Regions from separate parts of the Homo sapiens genome. Here region 1 is linked to region 2. A link is a loop called in an ENCODE intact Hi-C map of the cell type or tissue named here. Cell type or tissue: MCF 10A. All regions are shown on one strand. Each heading gives the region's core, and the rest is flanking DNA. Links, peaks and the distances in the headings are about the cores only. Region 1 overlaps FLT4 (fms related receptor tyrosine kinase 4). Region 2 holds the start of LOC124901153 (a long non-coding RNA gene).

Region 1 (5,368 bases), core at 117-5,116, 140 kb before region 2:
CTGGCCTCGGAGGAGTTTGAGCAGATAGAGAGCAGGCATAGACAAGAAAGCGGCTTCAGGTAAGGGCTTCGTGAGCCTCCTGCACTGCAGGTATCGATGTTGCCCTCCCCTGGAGGAGGGAGGCTGGGGTCTGGGTGTGCCCAGCCCTCTTCCCGGAACCTTTCGTGGCTCCCTATGGCCTTTTCGCGCGTTCAAGGTGAGCTGCCTGAGACCCCTCCTGACCTACAGCACCGCGGGAGCCCCTCCCTGTCACATGCTGGCCACGTGGGCGCTGGTCCCGACACCTCCCTGTCATCTGACAGAGCTCAGATGCTGTGTCTTTCTGACACCACACGTAACCCACCATGCCCAGGGCACACACACTCTCCTCCAGGTTGGGGAGGCCACCCCAGCCCCAGAACCCCGGAACTTCACCCAGTGGCTCCAGAAGCCGGGTAGATACTGTAATCTGAACTGGCTGGTGTAGGGTCCGGCCCTGTGGGGCTTAGCGGGTGTTCTCCCCGTGTGTGGAGATAAGAGATCGTAAGAAAGAAAGACACAAGACAGAGATAAAGAGAAAACAGCTGGGCCTGGGGGACCCCTACCATCAAGACGTGGAGACCGGTAGTGGCCCCGAATGGCTGAGCACGCTGATATTTATTGCATGCAAGACAAGGGGGCAGGGTCAGGAGGGTGAGTCGTTCAAGTGATTGATAAGGTGAAGCAAGTCACATGATCATGGGACGGGGCCCTTCCCTCTTAGGTAGCTGAAGCAGAGAGAGAGAAGGCAGCATACGTCAGCATTTTCTTCTCTGCACTTATAAGAAAGATCAAAGACTTTAAGACTTTCGCTATTTCTTCTACTGCTATCTACTACAAACTTCAAAGAGGAACCAGGAGGACAAGAGGAGCATGAAAGTGGACAAGGAGTGTGACCACTGAAGCACCACAGGGAGGGGTTAGGCCTCCGGATGACTGCGGGCAGGCCTGGATAATATCCAGCCTCCCACAAGAAGCTGGTGGAGCAGAGTGTTCCCTGACTCCTCCAAGGAAAGGGAGACGCCCTTTCATGGTCTGCTGAGTAACAGGTGCCTTCCCAGACACTGGCGTTACTGCTTGACCAAAGAGCCCTCAAGCGGCCCTTATGCCAGCGTGACAGAGGGCTCACCTCTTGCCTTCTAGGTCACTTCTCACAATGTCCCTTCAGCACCTGACCCTGTGCCCACCAGTTATTCCTTGGTAATATGAGTAATACATCAAAGAGTAGTATTAAAAGCTAATTAATCATGTTTATACTAATGACTGATAATGTCCATGATCATCTCTCTATCTAATTTGTATTATGACTATTCTTATTCTATTTTCTTTATTTTATATATATATATGTATGTATGTATTTTTTTTTTTTTGAGACAGTCTCGCTCTGTCTCCCAGGCTAGAGTGCAGTGGTGCGATCTCTGCTCGCTGCAACCTCCGCCTCCTGGGTTCACGCCATTCTCCTGCCTCAGCCTTCCGAGTAGCTGGGACTACAGGCACCCGCCACCACGCCCGGCTAATTGTTTTGTATTTTTTTTAGTAGAGACCGGGTTTCGCCATGTTAGCCAGGATGGTCTCGATCTCCTGACCTCGTGATCCGCCCGCCCTCGGCCTCCCAAAGTGCTGGGATTACAGGCCTGAGCCACCGCGCCCGGCCACTGTTTTCTTTATTATACTGAAACAGTTTGTGCCTTCAGTCTCTTGCCTCAGCACCTGGGTGATCCTTCGCCCACAGGCTGGGATGTATTTTGGCAACAGAGAAATACCCACATATCCCAGATAGAAAGTGAACTCCATTTGCCCAACATGACAGCCAGGGGAAAAACAGTTTTGGCCATTTTGAATGTTGAAACTTTTAAGGGTATAGATTTAAACAAAGACTTCAGTGTCTGCTTAAAAGATTCATTTTATTTTTATTTTTATTTTTATTTTTTGAGACAGAGTCTCACTCCGTCACCCAGGCTAGAGTGCAGTGGTGCGATCTCGGCTCACCGCAACCTCCACCTCCCGGGTTCACGTGATTATCCTGCCTCAGCCTCTTGAGTAGCTGGGATTATAGGCGTGTGCCACCACGCCCAGCTAAGTTTGTTTGTTTGTTTTTTTTTTTTTTTTTTTTTTAGTAGAGACGGGGTTTCGCCACGTTGGCCAGGCTGGTCTTGAACTCCTGGCCTCAAGTGATCTGCCCTCAGCCTCCCAGGGTGCTGGGATTACAGGTATGAGCCACCACGCCCAGCTCATCAGGTGACTCCTGTTAGTACCTGGTTTTGGAAAATCAATGGTGGTCACATTTACGGAAATAGCTTTGGGCTAATTTTTCGTCACCAAACAGCATTTCGACATTCAAAAAACAAGGTAATTAAGTAAAAGGTGTCACAGAGAATGATCGCCACGTAAATTCAAACCTCTACACACCTTCGAGAAACAGCACAGCTCCTTGAGATCAAAGAAGGCCGCTCAGCCCAGGCCTGTGGCTCAGCTAGGAGACAGACTCCGTGGAAACGTGAGTTGGGGACTCAACGCCAGGACCCGCACGGCTGAGCCTGCACCATGGTGGGAGAGTCAGATAGGGCCGTCCCGTGAGAGGAGAGTGTGACGAGGTCCTTGGGGATGTGGCAACACAGACCCAGGGGTGACGGAGGAGATGGGGCTGCGAGGAGAGCTCCCTTGCCAAGCCCGAGGCACTGGGCAGCCATCTTGCTTCTGAAAGGGCGGCGAGCCAGAAGGGAGTGCAGCCCCTTGGATGCTTGGTGGTAGAGGAAGAAGAAAGTTCCAGAAGACATGGGTCCTAAGGAAGCAAGATAGTATCCAGAAGTCAGAAGAAGACACATGATGGATTTGTTCATTTGAGAAACTGCACCACCCTGTATCGGCAGCAGAGGGCACTGTTCTTTGTCCTCTGTCGACAATGAGCCAAGAAAAGGTGCCACAGGTCTCTGGCGGGTGCATCCGCTTGGCATACAGAATGCTGTGCAAACAGGTGCAAGGAGAGAATGTGCCTTGGTGGGGTGTGGGGAGAAGAAGGAGGAATCTATCTGCCTAGTCCTTCGCTGTCTCCTGTTAACCACTGGTCGGCACTCGCCCCATGGGGGTTCACCTCCTCACTCCTGGGTTACATCATCCAGCCCCTTCAGTACCCACTTAGGATGCCAGAGCCCGTACCTATAGATGTGGCTTTTCACCTGCATCTGTGGGTGGAAGGAGATCAGGAAACTGGGCTTGTGGTCACTCAGCATGGCTGCGTGCAGCCAGTGGAGGGCCTAGCTCTTCTGGGTAAGAGACTAGCTGGCCCCTGGTGGCAGGATGATACGGGACGTGTATGAGCCTTCAGAAGGAAGAATGTGCTCAAAGGAACTTGAGATGCCAAAGATATGGGTTTGAGGTGGCACTTTTAAGTGAAGAAATGTAGGATGCCACCAAAATCCCTAGTCCCATCCACAGGAGAAGTGGCTATTTCTGGTGTAGGAAATCCTAACATGAATAATCCTGAACCCCCAAAAAAGCACCCTCCATACAAAGTTATAGGAATAAGACAGTATTAGAGTTAAAACTTCCCGGTAGACAATTGTTCAAAAGAAACAGGAAAACGAGCAAAATGCTCCAACATGAATTAAACATATAAGGAAACAAGCAGTGGCTTGTTTTGTTGAATCTGAAATTCAAAATTTCAGGATAGAAATGGACGGACAATGTGATGATACAACTGACAGCAGACTAAATTCAGGAAAGAAATCGAAATAAAAGATAGATTCGGCCAGGCAGTAGCTCTCACCTGTAATCACAGCACACTGGGAGGCTGAGGCAGGAGGATCACTTGAGGCCCGGAGTTCAAGACCAACCTGGGCAACAGAATGAGACGCTGTCTCTACAAATAGTAATTTTAAAAATTAGCTGGGTGTGGTGGCCCATGCCTGTGGTAGCAGCCGCTCAGCAGGCTGAGGTGGGAGAGTTGCTTGAGCCCAGAAGGTCGAGGATGCAGTGAGCCATGATCGTGCCACTGCACTCCAGGCTGGGCAACACAGCAAGCCCCCATTTTGGGGGAAAAAAACCCGATAAATCTTTTCTAAAACCAGGGCACCACAGGGACAATATGTATGAGCAGACTGATAGTGCCAGACACAGAGGATGGACGTGAAAAGAGGAAAACAAAACTGAAAAGAGGCAAAAGGATCAGAAAGTGACAGGAATAGAAAAGAGACAATATATATAAAATTGGGAGTCCCAGAGGAAGAAAATGCAAACAGTAAAAGAACTAATATTTTAAACTTACAGTCAAGAGTTTTCAGTAGCACCATGCAAAGCACCAAACAAGAAGTCAACATCTTCAAAAAATGCAAAGAAAGTGAGCGCTTGAGGATGGTGCATGATAGGGCAGGCAGAGAGGAGGGCAGGGGCAGAAACCACCCCCTAGGTCAAGGCGAGAGGCCTGGATTTGCTTCGTGGAGTGACGGGAAGCCGTTGGAGGGCGTGTCAGGAGGAGAATGACATAGTGTAACTTGAAGGACCTCTCTGAAGGGTGGACCACCAGGAGGCCAGGGTGGAAGCACACAGCAGTCCGCGGGAGGATGTCACAGAGCCGGCAAGGACACAGCTGGCTCCGCAGGAGGGCCAGGAATGGAGATGCACGGATGTGTCCTGGAGTTAGAATGGACAGGACTTCTGGATGGATTGGCTTTGAAGAGTGAGGGGAAGGAGGAAGCAAGGAGAACCCCAGGGTGCTTGGCTTGAGCGGCTGAGGGGACGGTGGTGCCGTTCACTGAGATGGGCAAGACAGAGTGAGAACTGGGTTGGGGGATGAAGTTGGACATTCTTCACAGTCTCGGGTCCAGGCTAGGTAGGGACAGAGCTCCAGTGAGTGCTGGATCAGATCGATCCGCTTTGCTGTTTGAGTCGAGTCTGTGTGTGTTTTCTGAAGTCTGAACGCATGCCATGCTCCACTGTGTCCTTGGTGGTTCCCATCAGACCCTGACAGGGCTCCAGTCCCTCCTTGTTTTTTGTTAGTTTGTTTTTGAGACAGGGTCTCACTTTGTCACCCAGGCTGGAGTGCAGCGGCACGATCTTGGCTCACTGAAACCTCCACCTCCTGGGCTCAAGCAATTTTTTTTTTTTTTAAGATGGAGTCTCACTCTGTCGCCCAGGCTGGAGTGCAGTGGTGCGATCTCAGCTCACTGCAAGCTCCGCCTCCCGGGTTCACGCCATTCTCCTGCCTCAGCCTCCCGAGTAGCTGGGACTACAGGCGCCCGCCACCACGCCCGGCTAATGTTTTGTATTTTTAGTAGAGACGGGGTTTCACCGTGTTAGCCAGGATGGTCTCGATCTCCTGACCTCGTGATCCGCCCGCCTCGGTCTCCCAGCA
Region 2 (5,368 bases), core at 324-5,323:
AGGTCTAGAAACGCCTCATCCCTGCAACTGTGGTTAAGGGCCAGCAGCAGCAGTAGCTGGGTTTCTTAGAAATGCAAAATCCAGTCTGTAGCCCCAACTACTTAGGAGGCTGAAGCAGGAGGATCACTTGATCCCAGGAGTTTGTGTTCAGCCTGGGTAACATAGTGAAACCCTGTCTCCAAAAGAAAAGAAAGGAGGGAGAGAGGGAGGAGAAAGAAAGAAAGAAATAGAAAAGAAAGAGGAAAAGAAAGAAAGAAAGGGAGGGAGGAAGAAGGAAAAAGGAAGAAGGGAGGGAGGGAGGAAGGAAGCAAGGAAGGAAGGAAGGAAGGAAAGAAGGAAAAAAATAGAGAAGAAAGGAGAAAGAAATCCAGAATCTTAGGCCTACCAGGCTTGCTGAATGAGAACCTGCATTTTAATAAGACCTCCAGGTGATTTACGCATGCCTTGAAGTGTGCAAAAGCCCTGGTCTACAGTGTGCAAAGCCCTGGTCTAGTGTGTGCAAAGCCCTGGTCTAGAGTGTGCAAAGCCCTGGTCTAGAGTACCAACTAAGATGCTCGCTGTTATGAGTGGGCAGCAATGACATCACCCATGGTAGAGGATGGAGAAGGAGGAGGAGCAGGAGAAAGCCAGGGGCGGTGGGGAGGGGGGTATCTGAGTTCCACTGGAGTCTCCAGAGTTGGAGGGAGCCTGAGGTTACCAGGTGCAGTGTTGGGGAGGAGCTGGGCATGTGCCTGAAGCTAGGGGAGGGCAGGGTCTTGCAGGAGGTGCAGGAGTGGGAGCTGGGGGCACACCTGTGATGGCTGGAGTCCTGAGTGCAGATGACATCTCTCTGGGAAGTGGGGTGGCACTGACAGTGCCCAGATGGCCGTGATATGGACGGAGTGGATTTGGGCTCAGCTCCTCTGACTCCATGGTTTGTGTTGTCTGCCCAGGGCCTTCCTCAGAGTTGCCTGGCCTTTGTGACAACTTGTCCACCTGATGCCTCCACGCAGTCCTTCACTGGCTTGCAGTCCCCGGGAGCACTCACGACCTTCCCGCAGCCCAGGTTGCTGCTGGGAACCCCCGCCCCCCAACCCAGGGAACTGCACACCACACCTGCTCGCTTCTGCCAGAAGCCTGAGCAGTCCCCCTTATCCCCAAGCCTCACTGATTCTGCACCCCAAATCCATCCACTTCTCTTCATTCCCACTGCCACCACCCTGGTCCAAGAACATCACCTTGAATCAGACGACACAAAGGGCTGTCCCAGGATCCAGCACTGACCTCTACAATCTACTCCAGCCACCGCAGTCAGAGGGACTGTCCCAAAATGCAAATCATTCCCACATGCTTCCGTGTGGGCATCTCTGGTGGCTTGTCACCAGGACGGTGTTGCTGCCACAACCTCTCCAGCTCTGCCTGGGTGTCTCCCCGTGGCACCAGCACCAGCCTCCCCCGTGGCCTTCTGCCTCCAGCCAGGCCGGCTCTTTTCAGCCCCAGGACTTCCCGTGTGCCCCCAGATCTCCGTAGTGGGCTCCTTCCCTACCTCCCCACCTCAGGGAGGCCTTGCGCGTCATTCCCGTTCTCAGCACCATTCCCCCACCAGGGACCCACGCTGCAGCAATGCATCTGCTCATCGCCCTGGTTATTGTCCATCTCTCCCCACAACTATCAGCTTCCTGCAGTGAGGACGGCGGGACCAGACAGACACGTGTATTCACTCTGGTGTTGAGTGACCGGCCAGCGCGTTCCGGAATCCAGAGAAATCTCAGGACCCTGGGGCTGAAGTGGTTGGGAAAAGCTTCCTGAAGGTCCTTCCTGAGATAAAGCTGGAAAGAGGGGCAGACTCTTCGTAAGTACAGACTATTTTGGGCAGGGTCAAGGGTGAGAGATGAGACTGAAGTGTGTGCACAGGAGATGAAAGAGACCAACCTGGCTGCCCGGAGCTGGATGGAAGTGCAGAGGGCCTCAAACACCAGGGTGGTGAGGCTGGATCCAACCAGAGGCCTCTGACAGAGTCCAGGTAACCCTGAGCTCTGGCCCCAATGTCCTGCTCCTGACCTCTGTGCCCTGGGCCAGTCCACATCCTGACTCACACCAGGCCCCATTCCCATCTGAGCTCACCTTGGCCTGCGTCTTCGTCTGTTTTCTGTTGCTATCACAGAATATCACAGACTGAGTAATTTACAACGAAGAGAAGTGTATTAGGCTGGCAGCGCAGGAGGCCGGGAAGTCTGAGATCAAGGGGCCAGCATCTGGTGAGGGCCCTGCTGACGTGTCATCCTGTGGCAGTAAGTGGAAGGACGGGGTGTGTGTGCTCCAGAGACAGACCAAGAAGGGACCGAACTCGCTTTGATAACAAACCCACTCCCATGATGATAGCATTGATGGGCTCAGGAGGGCCCAGCCCTTGTGACCTCATCACCTCTTAAAGGTCCCACCTCTCCGTGCTATTGCACTGGGGACTAGGCTGCCAGTGCAGGAACTCTAGGGGACACTTTTAAGCCACGGCAGCTTCTCTGTCCCGACTCCCGTGGCCTTCCTGACTTTCAAGCCCCCCTTCCTCCAGGCTAATAATCACAATTGTCCCTGTCCCAGCACAGGCCGTCAGCCCCTCCTCCACCCAGGCCAGAATCAGCGGCAGCAACCCTGGGCACCCCGACCTGCCCTGCCTGCCTGGCCCTTGGGGGACTTTAGCCACGCTCTGAGCCCATTTCCTCACCTGTAAACCGGGGTGAAGACGTTTCCTCCCTGAGCACGAAATGTTTTTCCACCTTCCTGCTTCAGACTTTCTGGACCAGTGGGGAAGAGGGGACCTCCTGGAGCTGACTCAGCACCAGAAAACAGTCCCCACCAGCTCTCTAATTTGACCCCAGATGTGTCTTTCTCCTTGAATACGGCGGGACGGGCGGCTCCCTCCCTCACCACCTCCCCTTAGAGCCCTGGATTCTTATCTTGAGTGCAAAGCAGGGCCTTGCCCCGGGGCCCCAGTACACCTCTCCTCCCTCCCATTAGTCCTTCCAGCTCACCTCAGTTCTCCACCAAAGGCTGAGCGTGCCAGCTATCCACGGGCGCCTGCCCAGGGCTTCCCGGCTGTGGCCAGGGCAAGAGGACAAGACAAGCTCTTGGACAACCCACTCCGCCCCGGCCTTCTGGCTTCTGGAAAGCCCTGGGGAATTCCAAGCTCACTGCTGGCCCCAGCCCAAGCTGCCACACCCTGCCTCTCCAGCAGCACCATAGCCTCACCCACAAATACTCTCTGCTGCCATCCATTCCTCAGCCCTGCCTCCTCCTCCAGGAAGCCTCCCTGGTGACCCCAGCCCCCAGGAACAAATAGCATTTATCTTTATGCAGAATTGCAGAACTTTTAAAATTTTATTTTTGAGACAGAATCTTGCTCTTGTCACCCAGGCTGGAGTGCAGTGGCACAATCTCAGCTCACTGCAACCTCTGCCTCACAGGCTCAAACCATCCTCCCACCTCAGCCTCCCGAGTAGCTGGGAATACAGATGCACTCCACTACACCCAGCTAATTTCATATTTTTAGTAGAGACGGGGTTTCGCCATATTGGCCAGGCTGGTCTTGGACTCCTGGCCTCAAAGGATTCACCCGCCTTGGCCTCCCAAAGTGTTGAGATTACAGATGTGTGCCACGGCGCCTGGCCTCAAACTTCTTTTACAGATTCATGCTTTGTGGGGTGTAGGGTCTCCCCTTTGTTTCTGACCAAGTGCCCAGTGTTTGGGGGCTGCCGTGAGCCCCTCCTCTGCTCCCCGTACACAGAATGGAAGCCTGGCTGAGTGCTAGACCACTCGTTTTCTGGACAGGGTCAGGCAGGCATACCTGGGAGCAACCACACCGCGCCCGCGCGTGGCTGAGGGACAGGTTTGGGAACCTTGGAAGCGCGTTAGGCCTGAAGCTCAGAATGCAGAAGCTTGAGCCGAGTATTGGGCAGCCATGGAAAATGCTGCACCGCCACCCTGCCCGGAAAAAGAGGCAAGGCAGAGAGGACTCTGCATAATGGCATCTTTGAGCAGGCCTGTCCGCAGCCACAGGGCTCTCAACGGGTGTTATCTGGTGAGAGGGTGCCAGTAGCTGTGGGGGAAGGTGCTGTGCCTGCCAGACCTGCAGCTCCTAGGCTGAGCCACTTTTGGCCAGGTCTCCCCCAACGCCGGAGCCCCAAGCCACAGGCCCCAGAGTCCCCTGTGCTGGTGGCTTTCCTGGAGGGGTGAACTTCGCTGAAAGTTACCAGGTGGCCATCTGGTTAGCATGGACAAGTCCAGCCTGGAGCTACTGAACTGGGGACACAGCCCAATCCAAGGCACCTTCTCTTAACTCAGCCATGTGCCACAACTGCCTGAAGGACTGTGGGCCAGCTCACGTTTGGACAGGGCCTTTTAGCCTCCCCCGAGCCCAGGCAGGTCATTTTGCAGATGAGGAAACTGAGGTTACAGAGGCTGACACATGGTTCTCCAGGGTGTTATGTGGCAGACGTATCTTCACTCCCCTGGTGTCTGTCCCTGTCATTTCTGGGTGGGGAAGGTGAAAGGGGTTTCCTGGCAGGAATCAGTCTGGTTCCTACAAAGGGCCGAGGCCATCATGCTGGGGCTGAGGCAGATGCCGGCCAGCAGGCTACATAAGGCGGAGAGGACCACACGTCACCCTCAGTGGCCAGGAGCACCAGTGCCAGGGCGAGCATCCTGTCAGTAGCAGGGAGGTGGGGTGCACCTAGTGTGTCTGGAGTTTGTCCCTTCCGGTGGGTTTGTAGTCTCGCTGACTTTAAGAATGAAGCTGCGGACCTTCACAGTGAGTGTTACAGCTCTTAAAGGTGGTGTGTCCGGAGTTTCTTCCTTCCGGTGGGTTCCTGGTCTCGTTGACTTCAAGAATGAAGCCGCAGCCCTTCACGGTGAGTGTTAACAGCTCTCAAAGGTGGTACAGACCCAAAGAGTGAGCAACAGCAAGATTTACTGTGAAGAGGGAATCAACGAAACTTCCACACCGTGGAACAGGACCCTAGGGAGTTGCTACTACTGGCCAGGGGTGGGGTGGGTGGCCAGCTTTTTTTATTCCTTTATTTGTCCTTGCCCACATCCTGCTGATTGGTCCATTTTACAGAGCACTGATTGGTCCATTTTACAGACTGCTGATTGGTCCATTTTACAAACCTCCAGCTAGCCACAAAGCACGGATTGGTGCATTTTTACAGAGCACTGATTGGCACATTTACAAACCTCTGGCTAGCCACAGAGCATTGATTGGTGCATTTTACAATCCTAGCTACAGAGTGCTGATTGGTGCATTTTACAATCCTCTCGTAAGACAGAAAAGTTCTCCAAGTCCCCACTGGACCCAGGAAGTCCAGCTGGCTTCACCTCTCGCTAGGGGCACCTG

Evidence for each region. Peaks named below come from ENCODE experiments on the same cell type or tissue, not always from the same donor. Only the 100,000 strongest peaks of a DNase experiment are listed, where the experiment ranks them.
Region 1: it touches region 2 in a loop (4-fold over the local background); 4 of 110 quality-filtered maps call a loop at or near these places.

The regions. Positions count from the first base shown.
Region 1 is chr5:180,603,659-180,609,026 of GRCh38, reverse strand. FLT4 (fms related receptor tyrosine kinase 4) reads left to right here. Exons shown (of 30, transcript NM_182925.5): 29 at 1-59. Among named protein-coding and RNA genes, the nearest start is that of SCGB3A1, 15 kb to the right of the region's middle. In MCF 10A, for the core only: a CTCF peak has its summit at 2,876 (motif pointing right); a DNase peak (open chromatin) is centred at 2,896.
Region 2 is chr5:180,465,005-180,470,372 of GRCh38, reverse strand. LOC124901153 (a long non-coding RNA gene) reads left to right here and starts at 5,077. Exons shown (of 2, transcript XR_007059087.1): 1 at 5,077-5,368. It overlaps LOC102725231 (a long non-coding RNA gene), which reads right to left and starts at 3,140. Exons shown (of 4, transcript XR_941323.2): 1 at 3,009-3,140; 2 at 2,702-2,771; 3 at 2,104-2,262. RefSeq lists an enhancer at 2,111-3,310. In MCF 10A, for the core only: no CTCF peak of the experiment used is centred there; a DNase peak (open chromatin) is centred at 3,132.